Linked DNA regions of Mus musculus: region 2 is linked to region 1. The links are chromatin loops, found by intact Hi-C in ENCODE. Cell type or tissue: left cerebral cortex. All regions are shown on one strand.

Evidence for each region. Hi-C counts contacts between places; a loop is a spot of excess contacts. Peaks named below come from ENCODE experiments on the same cell type or tissue, not always from the same donor. Only the 100,000 strongest peaks of a DNase experiment are listed, where the experiment ranks them.
Region 2: a loop joins it to region 1, with 33 times the contacts of the local background. A loop is called at or near these places in 10 of 42 quality-filtered maps.

What each region holds. Positions count from the first base shown.
Region 1 is chr14:26,320,053-26,328,052 of GRCm38, reverse strand. All of the region lies in intron 1 of Gm46445 (a long non-coding RNA gene), which reads right to left. Gm34059 (a long non-coding RNA gene) reads left to right here and starts at 3,377. Exons shown (of 4, transcript XR_874469.1): 1 at 3,377-4,408. In left cerebral cortex, no CTCF peak of the experiment used is centred here; a DNase peak (open chromatin) is centred at 7,036.
Region 2 is chr14:26,381,628-26,389,627 of GRCm38, reverse strand. The region is part of intron 4 of 4933413J09Rik (RIKEN cDNA 4933413J09 gene); the gene reads right to left. It overlaps Gm52114 (a long non-coding RNA gene), which reads left to right. Exons shown (of 4, transcript XR_003951124.1): 1 at 1-735; 2 at 1,860-1,956; 3 at 3,003-3,081. Among named protein-coding and RNA genes, the nearest start is that of Gm52114, 5.1 kb to the left of the region's middle. In left cerebral cortex, no CTCF peak of the experiment used is centred here; no DNase peak of the experiment used is centred here.

The DNA of each region.
Region 1 (8,000 bases):
TTCTGTCCCTTGTAGAACTTTCTATTGGGTCTCTGGAGTAAGCCTCATTCAACCAGAACACAGACTGCCTTTCACAGTCCAATACAGAGAGACTTCCGATGATATAGGTTTGCAGTGTCAAAGGCCTATTGCTTAAAGAACCAATGGATCTTTTGTCTCCAAAGCTCTACTAAGGCCCCTGCCCCCTCCAACTGTGTGTTACTTTCAAAATAGACACTTTGTGTTAAGAAAGGAAAGTTGGTTGCTAAGTCCCAAAGCTGCACTTGGATAACACTGAGGTTGACAAGAGAAACCACCAGGTAGCAGCAGGGTGGCCTACTGTCCTGCCACATGGTAAGATACTTAGCAAGAAGTTTAAGGACTAAGTACCAAGAAAATGTGGGAACACATGTGCAATGGAGAGATAAAGAAGTGAATGGAAGCCTGATGCACAGGACACACCTTTAACCCCAGCGCTCAACAGGCAGAGGCAGGCAGATCTCTGTGCATTCAAGGCTGTTCTACACAGAAGTGCCAGGCCACTCGAGGCTACAGAGTAAGACCCTAAGTTGAAAACACAACTTCTACCACTACCACAATAAAACTTACAGGTTACATCCAGGTGAAGTTAAAGAGAGGTGAGCAGAACCTAGGGTGAGGAGGCTTAGCATGGGAGAAGCCCTGACACAAGGCACAGCAGAGCTGTCAGCCTAGGGCTGAGATCAGCACCCACCTCTGTCACAGGACACTGGGTCCTTGCTCAAACTCTGCAGCATTCACTTCCCCATGCTTCTCCACTGCTGACACCTTTACAGTCTCGGCACACCGTGTGTTCCCACTCTGTTTGGAAATATCCCTGCATCTAGGCATGAAGCACACATCTAGGCCAACATGAGCTCTCACTGATCATTGGAATTATTTTGGTCTTTGCCTTTCTGAGTCTGTTGTAATCTGTGTCCTTTACTTAGAACATAGTGGGCTCTTGCTTGCTTTCTAGACATTCAAAGCCCTAGCACAATCAATCCTTAGAACTTCTAAGAGGTGGACAGAAGTCAGGAAAGGGGATATGCACACATCCCTTCTAAGGGGTGGCAGCCTGCCTCTGAGGGTTCTGATAGGGACATTGGTAGCTCTGAACCTGCATTTCCAGCCTGATTGATTTGTTGTCTTCTAGGACTAAGCTAAGCAAGGTTCTTTATGATCACAGGCAGGGTTCCTGCTGCCTAAGGTTTCTCAAAGACTGAATCTGCCACGCACTCTGGTCAAGTCAGCCTGTCAGGCAGGGATGCCTAAAAGCTGCTCATGAGGAAAAAAGAGTTTCAAGGAAGCTCTCCTCCTGGAGTCTGGCGTTCTAACCCATACATTAATTTTCCACTCCCGCGTTAGTCTAGTGTATGGATCCATGTGCTCTCTATTTAGTATTACCCTATTATAAGTGCCTTTTAAGATTGAATTCTGACATAGCTAAAGCCTCCCCCAGTGTTCCAAGATCCCAGATAACAGCAAAGAGTTTAACCTATTCAGTAACTAATTAAGCATTATAATACACGAGGCCATTAACTCAACTGGTCTGCAGAAAGAGCCTGGGAATCTCACTGAGATAGAAATCTTTAGCACAGGCTACATTCCATGCCTAGAGCAAGTTGATATACTCTCCTGATGAATGGAGATTCTCCAGACAAGAATTAGCAAGGCCTAGGAATTTAGGGGTCTGTGACACTACATTATTCTTGAGGCCTGCCAAGAGTAAAAACGCCCTGGTGCTATTAACACTAAAGTATGAAATTCTTGCCTGTCACTAGGCTGATCCTAGACAGAGCTGCTAATCTCTATTGTAAACATTTATCTGGTTCCTGAAATTCCTTTCACAGTAATTCCCCTGTATCTGGAAAACTTCAATGTACCTTGCCTGATGTGACTTGCAATCCCTGATATTCTCTATATTACAAAATGTGGAGAGCTGTGCCGTGAGCAATCGCGTGAGTGCCGTGAGCAATCGCCATTATAAGATGGCTCTGGCTTCCACTGCGCCTAACTAGTAAACAAGCCTTATGCGCAAGTGCAAGAGTGAACTCACGCCTAGTCACTGCCCATCTCACAGCGTAGTAATGGGGTGATGGGCGAGCAACGAATCAGGAGCTGTCACGCCACATCAGGTGCTGAAACGTCATGCTGCGGGCTATATAAGCAGCGCCATTTTCCCGGTTTGGGGTCTTCCCTCCTGATAAGTAAGCAATAAAGCTTTTTGCCGCAGAAGATTCCGGTTGTCACTGAGTGTGTTCTTGCCGGCAGGAACAAAAGCTCAGGATAATAAAATAGTCTGATGCTCGACCTGACATTACATTCAGATTCAACACCTCTCCTGTGTGCGTCTGTTTGTCAATTCCTAAGCTTTGCCCACCTACCCAGGAGACCCGTTCCACGCAGACACAGGGACCCAGAGGGTCTGCGGCATGAATCTATCTCTGCTTTTGACTCCCATGGGAGATGACTGAGCTGAATTTGCGTGCAGTGATCAAATGGGCTATACAGACACTGCTCATCCAGAAACATGGCTCCTTGGACATCAACCTAGTATGCATGGAAGGAAAATGATGAAAGGAATGCATCCAGTTGACACGTGATAGAGCAGGGCCTCAGGTCCCAAGGCTGCAATCCTGAATCAGTAGTGATCCCTCCACTCTGTGAATCCAGCTCTCCGACCTAGGTCCGGCTGGTTCCAGGTATGTCCCAGGACATTATCATGGGAATCCCAATAAAGATCAAAATTGAGCTCCTCAAGATGTTGCACAAGGCCAGCAGGGACCCAACAACAGGACGACCCTGGTTTCAACACAAACTTATTCCATATGGCCTTTGTCACATAGCTCACTGCAGGAGGGCAGCATTCCTGACCTTGTCCTCCTGTCCTTCTGGTGCTGAGAAGAATGAGTCTTTGTCCCTTAGACAGATGCCTGCAGGAACTTGCGGATTCCACAGTAAGACAGGACCAATGTCCTCAGCAGGAACTCCCTGGATGGGGAATTTGGAGTCCATTGCTACCTGCACTGAGAGGCCTCAACAGCGCTGTGTGGGCTCCTCAGCAGACATTCTTCCTCACTCTGTTTCTATGGAGGATTCCAAGGTGTGCCTACACCTGCCTGTGAGACAGGTCTAGACTACAGAGGCCAGGACACAGTCCTGGTTTCCCATTGCTCAGTTATGTTGAACTCTCCACTGATGTAGTCATGGAATACATTGCTGTTATTTCTTTACTCAATTTGAGAGATTTTTCAGTGTTTGTTGTTATTTTGTATTTGAAACCAGGAGCTATAGAACCAAGGAAACCTGCCTGAAGCATTACTGGGAAAGCACCTAGGAATTTGAGGTCCTGATGATTCTACTGTATCCTGTGGGGCCCTGTTGTACTCTGTGATGTCACAGTGTAGTAGTGACAACTGCTCTTGGTGTGTTTGTTCAGTGCCATGGACACGTTGGCAACACTGAGCAGGTTACTTGGGAGAGAGGACAGAGAGCACAGAGACACCAGAGAGGAGCAGACGGGTGCTGGCCTTCAGACGCATGATAAACAGCAAGAGATACGTGATGGTGGCAGGGTGCAGTGAGCTCTGGGCAAAACCTGGGAGCTTCCTGGAGGAGGTGGGCTGGAGCTGGGCTTTCCAGAAATGGGAATCAGGAGCTGGGTCCTCTGAGAAGCAACTGGACTTCTGTCCTTGCCATAGTTGCAGAAAGTCAACTTATCCAGAACATGAGTTCATTTATCTCAGAAATCAAGAGCTGGGAAGGGCACAGATGTTTGCTGAGAGCTCCTGGCTTTTATCCTTATTGTTGGGCGAAGAAGCCATGAAGAAGGGACAGGTTAGTGAAGTGGCCTCAACTCAGGGCAGGAAATCACTGTACTTCCTGCCCAGTGGATTCCTTTAGGAGCAGTGGCTATCTGACACTAATAAGAGGACAAGACAACTGCTCTGTCCAAGTCTTATGACCTTAGGTTTCTGAGTCACCAGATTTGGGTGGCAGACAGTTCTTGAGTGCAGAAAGCACTGGGTGAGCCAGTGGCCAGCACAAAGACTTGCTCTTAGCTGTCACCTCTGGATCTCTGGGCTGTGAATGACTCATGAGTGTAGTGACCATGGTATACCTCTACATGGCTGCTCTGTCTACAACCATGTGCAGTGTGGCCTAGACAGGAATCAGGGCATCTATATCATGTGAACACATGTAGACTTTGCCATGTGTTTCTCTGAAAGCACATTCTTCAATGTTCTGAAGCCAAGTTAGAGCCGATGCAGCTGTGAATATGTCTGAGGAGGCTGCGGCCTTGGTCTCTTGAAGCATGTGCTATGGGAGCCAGAGGAAACCATGTCCACCTCTCTACAGACCTATATGAAAATTGACCTCCACAGCCTGAGTTTTCAGAAGCATCCAGGTAGGTCTCATCTGTTAGTTTACTCCTCATCATACCTCACTGTGTTCAGGTTAGACTGTGAAGAAGTGGAGTGTAGAGAAGGTGCTGTCCCTCGGCTGTTGCATCTCTGTTTCTAGGGAAGACGCTTCAAGTCTTCATGACAGGCCAAAGAGCTGAGAAACAATCACATGCAATGGATTCTTTGTTGTGTAGCAGGGGCTTAGCACATAGAGTTGTGTTGTCACACACTTCATTGTTCACATTGGCAAGTTAGCTCAAACTACCAGGACACGATGGTTTCCAAGCCTCCCTCTTTAATTCTCATCTCTGCAGGCATCCTCCACACCTTGCCTTCTCGATTCACTAGTCTATCCTACTTTATCTTCTCTCCCTTATATTGTTTCTGTGCATGTGTGCACACTCGTGTGTGTCTGTTTGTGTGTGTGTGTTTGTGTGTGTGTGTTTGGTGTGTTGACACAGTTACTGGATTCAAGTCACCTGACTCCCAGCACAGACAATCAGACTGGCTGGAACAGTTCTTCCTCCACTAGAGATTGAGTTTTATGCCACTTGCTGACTGAGTTTTATGCCACTTTAGGGACACCTTGCTGCTAAACTCCTGTGGAAGCCTGTGTGGGCAAGCTATGACTCCCCGTGGGTCAGTGTCAGAATGTTCTTCCCAATAGATGGCCTTCTAGAAAGAGCTGCAAAAACCGTGATGTCATTATTTGTATTTGAAAGCAAGGACATGAAGCAAATGTGACTGTTTTTACCTCTGTGGGAAAAGAAGAGAGCTGGGAGAAGCATCTTTTGATTTTCTTACATAACCAAGCAGATTTAACCATAAGCCTGGCCTATTCCCTCAGTGTATTTGGATATGCTTGAGGTAGCTTGAGTTCACCTCACGTTTTGCTATGTGTTAGTGTAGGTTTTCTAGAGTAACAACTTAGAGAAATAGTCTCACATTCCCTCCCTTGTTCTCTCTAGGTCTCTCTCTTGCTCTCCTCTCTCTCTTGCTCTCTTCTCTCTCTTCTCTCTCTCTCCCTCCCCCTCTCTCTCTCTCTCTTTCTCTCTCCATATATAATACCCCATGTATATGTATATGGGGTATTAGAATCTATCTGGCTAATTGTGGTGCCATGTGCCAATCAGATTTGCTAAAGGAGCCAGCGGCATGAGGACAATGAGTTCAAGGCCAGCCTAGGTACACATTTTAGGGCTGACAAGATGCCTCAGCCTTTAAAGGTCAGACTCGAACCCAAAGATACAAGAGTTTATTAGAATGAATAATAGGCTGTATAATCAAACAATGGTTACCTATCAAGGAAGATCCAAGAATCTATTGTATTGCAGTTCCCGACGTGGCTGGATGTCTCATCAGGTCTTCAGTATATGCCTATAATTCAGAATGTTGAAGATGTTGGCTCTAATAATAGTGAAGAGGTGGCAAGCAGAGGAGAGAGAGCTTTCTTCTTCCATGTTCTTTATATATGCTGCCAGCACCAGGTGTGGCCCAGATTAAAGTTGGCTCTTCACTCAAGATAGAGATTAAAGGTTTATCTTCCCACCTCAAAGATCCAGGTTAGAATTGGATTGTCTCACTTCACATGGTTTAATTAAGGAAAAAGCCCTCTGAGGTGTGCCCAGTATTTGTGTTGTCGTAAATTCCTGAAGTAGACAACTAGACAACCAAGACTTGCCATCACAGGCTACTTGAGTGATAAAAATGAGAAGTGTTTGTTTTCATTGGTCTTCATCTCAAAAGCCCTGAGTTCCCTGCTATCCCATGTGAGTCTTTAGAATGTCCCTTGATCGGCAGAGTCTTAGCCTGACTGGTCACAGGGAAGGTCAACAAACTGCACTGTGGCCTCACCCTGGCCTCTAAAGATCCTATTCACAAACCAGGGTCACATTCCCTTTTACTGGATTGGGGCTTCAACACGGGAAAAGCACAGTCCAAGCATCCATCACAGAGTACAAAGTTCAGGAAGGGCACAGGAGGCATGTGTAGGGTAGAGTATGTTAGCTCTGTGGAGTATTTGTATTCTAGGCTGATCACGGGCAACCGTTTCATCTACAGGGACTGTCACTAGGAAGAGAAGGACTTCTTAAATGTTGTGTGCTCTGGTTAGACTGTGTTGAAATACCAGGCAGGGTTTTCTTCTGAGAAACTCACCTCGCTCTAGAGAGGTGGGAGAGTTGACATCCAGAATGGGACACTCAATTCTGGACTCTCAGAATGAGCTAGCACAAAGCCTCCTGTGTTGTTTTACTGTGTGCACACCGTTCTGTGTGCCAGGTTTGGGCTGAGATGAAGCTCTGTGTGCCATGCATTGTCCCTTGCCTCTGGAATTGGGCATTCCTGAGATAGCTAACATCATCTAGTGTGTCCTGCAGGCTCTCCTGTGGGTAGTTGATCACACCTTTGCTAACATCATGATGGCTGGAATGTTTTCTGCTAGAGCTCTTTAGGAAAGTTTCCTCATTGCCTATAGAACTCATCTTTGTTATGACAGGACACCCTCAGTCACCAACCATCCACACACAGCCCTGTGGATCTCCCCAAGCTGCTTGTTGGCTTCGGGGGACTGATATTTCCTCTCTGTCATCTTGACTTACTTTCCTACCAATGCATTTCCCATGTTATTAAATCAAGGACATGAAGAGGAGTCATTCCTTGGACTGTGCTTGGCAAGTGAGTCATCTGCGAAGCAGTGCAAGTAGCTTAGTGAGGGGAGGGATCTCTGGCTTTGGAGTGGGGTAGAAGACTGGATCTCAGGGAAGTGTCCTGGAAAAGGCATCTTGGCTTCTGGTGGTTTAGTTAGGTAGATAGGTATGGGCTGGTGGAGGCGACCCTAGCAATCCACCCTCTGGACATTCTATTGTATCCTGGAGATGCCTTGGACTTCTCTGTGATGTCATCTGTGTTGTGGCAACAGCACCTGCCTTAAGCCTTCTCAGTTAGTGCTTACAGGTTTTACCTATAAACATGTTGGCAAGACTGAGGACTCTAGTTGGGATAGATATTGGAGGGCCTAGAGAGACCAGAGAGAAGCAGAAGGAAGCTGTCCTTCACTCTCAGTGTATAACAGGAAGAAACAAATGGTTCTGGAAAGGCATGGTGAGTCCTGGAAGGGAGGGAGAGAGGGAGAAGGTGTGGGGTGGGAGAGAGGAACTTGCTGAAGGAGGAGGGGCTTGAGCTGGTCTTCCTGTGGTAGGGCTCAGCAGCTGAGAGACTCTGGGAAGGTACAGGCCTACCCTGCTTGTCTGGCTTCCTAGAGTGCAGACCCAGGTCACAGACTTCGGATGGTTCTTTTGGATCTGTCAGGAATCTGCCACTGCTGTTCTAGGACCCCCTTAATTTCATTCTGAGTGCAAACAGGCCAGCAGGAGGCTGGGAGAAATTAAGGATATGTCTCTCTAAGGCTGGGGTTTCAATATACTAAGGGACTTCAGGACTTACCTCTGAAAAGGTCAGCTCAGGAACTTTAGAAATCCTACCAGACCCCTCCCCTCCTGGAAGCAAATGGTCATAAAGAACTCAGGCACCCCTCCCCTGTGGAAGGGAGGGGCTAATGACATTCCTCAGACCACAGGGAGGAGGGACTGACCC
Region 2 (8,000 bases), 62 kb before region 1:
AGTGGGCACACACATGGGTCAAGGAACGGTCAAAACATTGGCAGACACACAGGTTCAAGGAGTGGTCAGAGCATTGTGCACCTCTATTTTTCTAAATCAGTGAAGCTAGTTCTGCTAACACTGACATCTATCTTGCCAATTTCAGGGCTTCTGTGTTTTTTTACATTCTGTCAGTATCTTTCAACCTCATTCAGCAAGTTCCTCTCTCCCACCCCACACCATCTTCCTCCCTCCCTCCTGGGACTCACCATGCCTTTCCAGAACCATTTGTTTCTTCCTGTTATACACTGAGAGTAAAGGACAGCTTCCTTCTGCTTCTCTCTGGTCTCTCTAGGCCCTCCAATCTCTATCCCAACTAGAGTCCTCAGTCTTGCCAACATGTTTATGGGTAAAACCTGTAAGCACTGACTGAAGGCTTAAGGCAGGTGCTGTTGCCACAACACAGATGACATCACAGAGAAGTCCAAGGCATCTCCAGGATACAATAGAATGTCCAGAGGGTGGATTGCTAGGGTCGCCTCCACCAACCACACCTATCTACCTAACTAAACCACCAGAAGCCAAGATGCCTTTTCCAGGACACTTCCCTGAGACCCACTCCAAAGTCAGAGACCCCTCCCTTCACTAAGCTACTTGTACTGCTTCGAAGACAACTCACTTGCCAAGCACAGTCCAGGAATGACTCCTCTTCATGTCCTTTATTCAAAAACATGGGAAATGAAAATCGGTAGGAAAGTAAGTCAGGATAACAGGGAGGAAATATCAGTCACCTGAACTGAACAAGCAGCTTGGGGAGATCCACAGGGCTGTGTGTGGGTGGTGGGTGACTGTGGGTGTCCTACCAGAACAAAGATGAGTTCCATGGGCGATGAGGAACCTTTCCCAAATGGCTCCAGCAGAACACATTCCAGCCATCATGATGTTAGCAAAGGTGTGATCAACTATCCACAGGACACCTGAGGTAGTAAGGACTGGGGCTCCCCAGGTCAGCCACAGACACTAAGAGCAAACACTCACAGGAGGAGTCATGGCCCATTCCTGAACACAAGTTTGAGAAAAGTTGAATGGCTAGTGAGAAGACATGGCTATGTAAGGGTATTCTCAGTGGGACAATCTAACATGTCTCCACCATGGAGAGACTATGCAGCATGTCACTGCTGCTTTACCCAGAGCCACCTGTGACAATGCACATGCCCTTAGGATGAAAGGACTAACCAGCCAGAGCCACGCTGACTTTATGACAATCTGCAAACTGCAGTTTAGGAGACTAAGCCTACATTTCTGTTTCCCAGAACTGGAAAAGTCCAAAACAAGTCAATTCCAGGAAAAAAATCACCCCTCAGGAAGCTGTCCCATCACCTAGCCTGAGACAACCTCAAGGGCAGCAAATCAGGAGCTATAGACGCTGCCCTACCACCTAGCTTGAGCCAAGTATAATCAGCAAAAGTAGCCCAAATTCCGCGAGCTTTAACAAATCACAAAGGTCCCTAGATCCTTGGAGGCAGAGTGAACCAATCAAGAGAAAGAAAGGTATAAATTCCCCTACCCCTACCCTAAAAGGCTTTAAATTGACCCTGCAAAGCCCACACCCCCGTCTTCCATCCTGATGTAAGGTGGACCCCTGCATGTAGGTTCTCTGATGGATGGATGCTCTTTGCTGTAGCGTACTGTTTGAGTCTGGGGTATCATTCTTCATGAATCACAGACCCGTACAAGGAAAGGTGACACAACCGGCTTTATAGACAATATCCACTTGAACATGAGAAGGGAAGGGAGAGGGCACAAAAGACCAGGTTAGTAAGGTGCCTTTCCCCGGGGCTTTATCAGCACCCAGTTCACCTGTTTAAACTTACTGGTAGCCCTGAAATAAAGAGCTGGAGCACATTAAGCTGGATTGACAATCATCCAGAAATCTGGACCGTGGCTGCTTCCATCTACTCGTGTACCCCAGAACAAGTGAGTGATGTGGTGTGTAGTGTGTCTTTCAGGGACTGTAGCATACCAGCAGGACACGCTAGATGATGTTAGCTATCTCAGGAATGCCCAATTCCAGAGGCAGGGACAATGCATGGCACACAGAGCTTCATCTCAGCCCAAACCTGGCACACAGAAGGGTGTGCACACAGTAAATCAACACAGGAGGCTTTGTGCTACCTCATTCTGAGAGTCCAGAATTGAGTGTCCCATAGTGGATGTCAACTCTCCCACCTCTCTAGAGCGAGCTGAGTTTCTCAGAAGAAAGCCCTGCCTGGTATTTCAACACAGTCTAACCAGAGCACACAACATTTAAGAAGTCCTTCTCTTCCTAGTGACAGTCCCTGTAGATGAAACGGTTGCCCGTGATCAGCCTAGAATACAAATACTCCACAGAGCTAACATACTCTACCCTACACGTGCCTCCTGTGCCCTTCCTGAACTTTGTACTCTGTGATGGATGCTTGGACTGTGCTTTTCCCGTGTTGAAGCCCCAATCCAGTAAAAGGGAATGTGACCCTGGTTTGTGAATAGGATCTTTAGAGGCCAGGGTGAGCCCACAGTGCAGTTTGTTGACCTTCCCTGTGACCAGTCAGGCTAAGACTCTGCCGATCAAGGAACATTCCAAAGACCCACATGGGATAGCAGGGAACTCAGGGCTTTTGAAATGAAGGCCAATGAAAACAAACACTTCTCATTTTTATCACTCAAGTAGCTTGTGATGGCAAGTCTTGGTTGTCTAGTTGTCTACTTCAGGAATTTATGACAACACAAATACTGGGCACACCTCAGAGGGCTTTTTCCTTAATTAAACCATGTGAAGTGAGACAATCTAATTCTAACCTGGATCTTTGAGGTGGGAAGATAAACCTTTAATCTCTATCTTGAGTGAAGAGCCAACTTTAATCTGGGCCACACCTGGTGCTGGCAGCATATATAAAGAACATGGAAGAAGGAAGCTCTCTCTCCTCTGCTTGCCACGTTTTCACTATTATTAGAGCCAATATCTTCAATGTTCTGAATTACAGGCATATACTGAAGACCTGATGAGACATCCAGCCACTTCGGGAACTGCACTACAATAGATTCTTGGATCTTCCTTGATAGGTAACCATTGTTTGATTATACAGCCTATTATCCATTCTAATAAACTCTTGTATCTTTGGGTTCAAGTCTGACATTTAAAGGCGGAGGCATCTTGTCAGCCCTAAAATGTGTACCTAGGCTGGCCTTGAACTCATTGTCCTCATGCCTCTGGCTCCTTTAGCAAATGTGATTGGCATGTGGCACCACAATTGGCCAGATAGATTCTAATACCCCCAAATACATGGGGTATTATATATGGAGAGAGAGAGAGAGAGAGAGAGAGAGAGAACAAGGAAGGGAATGTGAGACTATTTCTCTAAGTTGTTACTCTAGAAAACCTTCACTAACCCACAGCAAAACATAAGGTGAACTCAAGCTACCTTAAGCATATCCAACTACAGTGAGGGAATAGGCCAGGGTTATGGTTAAATCTGGTTATGTAAGAAAAATAAAAAATCTCCCAGCTCTGTTCCTTTCCCACAGAGATAAAAACAATCACATTTCCTTCATGTCCTTGCTTTCAAATACAAATAACAAAATCAAAGTTTTTGCAACTTGTAGCCTCCCTCAGCCTTGAATCGGGCTGATCCAGACTTTGACCTTGCTGCCACTAAGAAGGAGATTACCTAGGGTAGAGCCTTCTGACCTTGATGGCTCTATTTGCTCTCCTCCAAGACTCTGCTTCCTGCTGAAAGATCCTTGAGAAGTTCTGGAGACACACCCTGTAGATCACCTATGGGCTGGCTCCAGGCACCAAGAATGGGCTGGCGGGGGATGTGCCTACCCACTTTATAAGCACAGGCTCTCAGTAAACTTGAGAGGCTTTGAACAGAAAGGTTTGTCTTAGCCTCCTTCTTTTCTTGCCTTCTGATCTTTTTTAACCCCAGCCTGCCTTTCAGGGGAACCCAGTTCACATGGCTGCAGGCAGCTACAGCAACTCTTTCTAGAAGGCCATCTATTGGGAAGAACATTCTGACACTGACCCACAGGGAGTCACAGCTTGCCCACACAGGCTTCCACAGGAGTTTAGCAGCAAGGTGTCCCTAAAGTGGCATAAAACTCAGTCAGCAAGTGGCATAAAACTCAATCTCTAGTGGAGGAAGAACTGTTCCAGCCAGTTTGACTGTCTGTGTTGGGAGTCAGGTGACTTCATGAATCCAGTAACTGTGTGAACACACCAAAAACACACATACAAACACACACACGAGTGTGCACACATGCATAGAATCAATACAAGAGAGAGATGAATGAAGAAGGATGATTAGTGAATTGAGAAGGCAAGGTGTGGAGGCTGCCTGCAGAGATGAGAACTAAAGAGGGAGGCTTGGAAACCATTGTGTCCTGGTGGTTTGAGAGAAGTTGCTAATGTGAACAATGAAGTGTGAGACAACAAAGCTTGATGTGCTGAGCCCCTGCTACACAACAAAGAATCCATTGCATGTGATTGTTGCTCAGCTCTTTGGCCTGTATGAAGACTTGAAGCGTCTTCCCTAGAAACTGAGATGTAGCAGCTGAGGGACAGCACCTTCTCTACACTCCACTTCTTCACAGTCTAACCTGAACACAGTGAGGCATGATCAGGAGTAAACTAGCAGATGAGACCTGCCTGGATGCTTCTGAAAATTCAGGCTGTGGAGGTCAACTTTCATATAGGTCTGTAGAGAGGTGGACATGGTTTCCTCTGGCTCCCGTAGTACATGCTTCGAGAGACCAAGGCCACGGCCTCCTCAGGCATATTCACAGCTGCTTCGGCTCCAACTTGGCTTCAGAACATTGAAGAATGTGCTTTCAGAGAAACACATGGCAAAGTCTACATGTGTTCACATGTTATAGATGCCCTGATTCCGGTCTAGGCCACACTGCAAATGGTTGTAGACAGAGCAGCCATGTAGACGTATACCATGGTCACTACACTCATGAGTCATTCACAGCCCAGAGATCCAGAGGTGGCAGCTAAGAGCAAGTCTTTCTGCTGTTCTACTGGCTCACACAGTGCTTCCTGCAGTAGGAAACTGTCTGCCACCAAAATCTGCTGTCTCAGAAACCTAACATAAGACTTGGACAGAGCATTTGCATTGTCCTCTTATTAGGGTCAGATAGCCACTGTTCCTAAAGGAATCCACTGGGAAGGACGTCCATGTTCTGGATAACTTGACTTTCTGCAACTATGGCAAGTACAGAAGTCCAGTTGCTTCTCAGAGAACCTGGCTCCTGATTCCCTTTTCTGGAAAGCCCAGCTCCAGCCCACCTCCTCCAGGAAGCTCCCAGGTTTTGCCCAGAGCTCACTGCACCCTGCCACCATCACGTATCTCTTGCTGTTTTATCATGCGTCTGAAGGCCAGCACCCGTCTGCTCCTCTCTGGTGTCTCTGTGCTCTCTGTCCTCTCTCCCAAGTAACCTGCTCAGTGTTGCCAACGTGCATGGCACTGAACAAACACACCAAGAGCAGTTGTCACTACTACACTGTGACATCACAGAGTACAACAGGGCCCCACAGGATACAGTAGAATCATCAGGACCGCACATTCCTAGGTGCTTTCCCAGTAATGCTTCAGGCAGGTTTCCTTGGTTCTATAGCTCCTGGTTTCAAATACAAAATAACAACAAACACTGAAAAAAATCTCTCAAATTGAGTAAAGAAATAACAGCAATGTATTTCCATGACTACATCAGTGGAGAGTTCAACATAACTGAGCAATGGGAAACCAGGACTGTGTCCTGGCCTCTGTAGTCTAGACCTGTCTCACAGGCAGGTGTAGGCACACCTTGGGATCCTCCATAGAAACAGAGTGAGGAAGAATGTCTGCTGAGGAGCCCACACAGCGCTGTTGAGGCCTCTCAGTGCAGGTAGCAATGGACTCCAAGTTCCCCATCCAGGGAGTTCCTGCTGAGGACATTGGTCCTGTCTTACTGTGGAACCCGCAAGTTCCTGCAGGCATCTGTCTAAGGGACAAAGACTCATTCTTCTCAGCACCAGAAGGACAGGAGGACAAGGTCAGGAATGCTGCCCTCCTGCAGTGAGCTATGTGACAAAGGCCATATGGAATACGTTTGTGTTGAAACCAGGGTCGTCCTGTTGTTGGGTCCCTGCTGGCCTTGTGCAACATCTTGAGGAGCTCAATTTTGATCTTTATTGGGATTCCCATGATAATGTCCTGGGACACACCTGGAACCAGCCGGACCTAGGTCGGAGAGCTGGGTTCACAGCGTGGAGGGATCACTATGGATTCAGGATTGCAGCCTTGGGACCTGAGGCCCTGCTCTATCACGTGTCAACTGGATGCATTCCTTTCATCATTTTCCTTCCCTCCATACTAGGTTGATGTCCAAGGAGCCATGTTTCTGGATGAGCAGTGTCTGTATAGCCCAGCTGATCACTGCACACAAATTCAGCTCTGTCATCTCCCATGGGAGTCAAAAGCAGAGATAGATTCAGTCTTTGAGAAACCTTAGGAACCCTGCATGTGATCATAAAGAACCTTGCTTAGCTTAGTCCTAGAAGACGACAAAACAATCAGGCTGGAAATGCAGGTTCAGAGCTACCAATGTCCCTATCAGAACCCTCAGAGGCAGGCTGCCACCCCTTAGAAGGGATGTGTGCATATCCCCTTCCTGACTTGTCCACCTCTTAGAAGTTCTAGGGATTGATTGTGCTAGGGCTTTGAATGTCTAGAAAGCAAGCAAGAGTCCACTATGTTCTAAGTAAAGGACACAGAGAACAACAGACTCAGAAAGGCAAAGACCAAAATAATTCCAATGTTCAGTGAGAGCTCATGTTAGCCTAGTGTGCTTCATGCCTAGATGCAGGCCATACTTCCAAGCAGAGTGGGGACACACGGTGTGCCGAGACTGTAAAGGTGTCAGCAGTGGAGAAGCATGGGGAAGTGAATGCTGCAGAGTTTGAGCAAGGACCCAGCGTCCTGTGACAGGTGGGTGCTGATCTCAGCCCTAGGCTGACAGCTCTGCTGTGCCTTGTGTCAGGGCTTCTCCCATGCTAAGCCTCCTCACCCTAGGTTCTGCTCACCTCTCTTTAACTTCACCTGGATGTAATCTGTAAGTTTTGTTGTGGTAGTGGTAGAAGTTGTGTTTTCAAGTTAGGGTCTTACTCTGTAGCCTCGAGTGGCCCGGCATTTCTGTGTAGAACAGCCTTGAATACACAGAGATCTGCCTGCCTCTGCCTGTTGAGCGCTGGGGTTAAAGGTGCGTCCTGTGCATCAGGCTTCCATTCACTTTTTTTTTTTTTTTTTTTTTGGTTTTTCGAGACAGGGTTTCTCTGTGTAGCCCTGGCTGTCCTGGAACTCACTCTGTAGACCAGGCTGGCCTCGAACTCAGAAATCTGCCTGCCTCTACCTCCCAAGTGCTGGGATTAAAGGCATGCGCCACCATACCCTGCTCCATTCACTTCTTTATCTCTCCATTGCACATGTGTTCCCACATTTTCTTGATACTTAGTCCTTAAACTTCTTGCTAAATATTTTACCATGTGGCAGGACAGTAGGCCACCCTGCTGCTACCTGGTGACTTCTCTTGTCAACCTTAGTGTTATCCAAGTGCAGCTTTGGGACTTAGCATCCAATTTTCCTTTCTTAACACAAAATGTCTATTATGAAAGTAACACACAGATGGAATGGGCAGAGGCCTTAGTAGAGCTTTGGAGACAAAAGTCCCATTGCTTCTTTAACCAGGCCTTTGACACTGCAAACCTACAGCATCAGAAGCCTTTCTGCTCAACTGTATCAAAAAGACAGTCGTCTGTCATCTCAAAGCAGTAACATGTTCTCCATCTTTGTCCAGGCCAAATTTTGTAATACCCAGGACTTTATCTGTGTCAAGGGAGATGCTCAGAAGGGGAATAAAGCCACTCCTAGAAGTTCCAAACCACAGCAGCAAACATCCTAACACAAGAACAAACCAGACCAGCCAAGCAGCTATTTATGGTA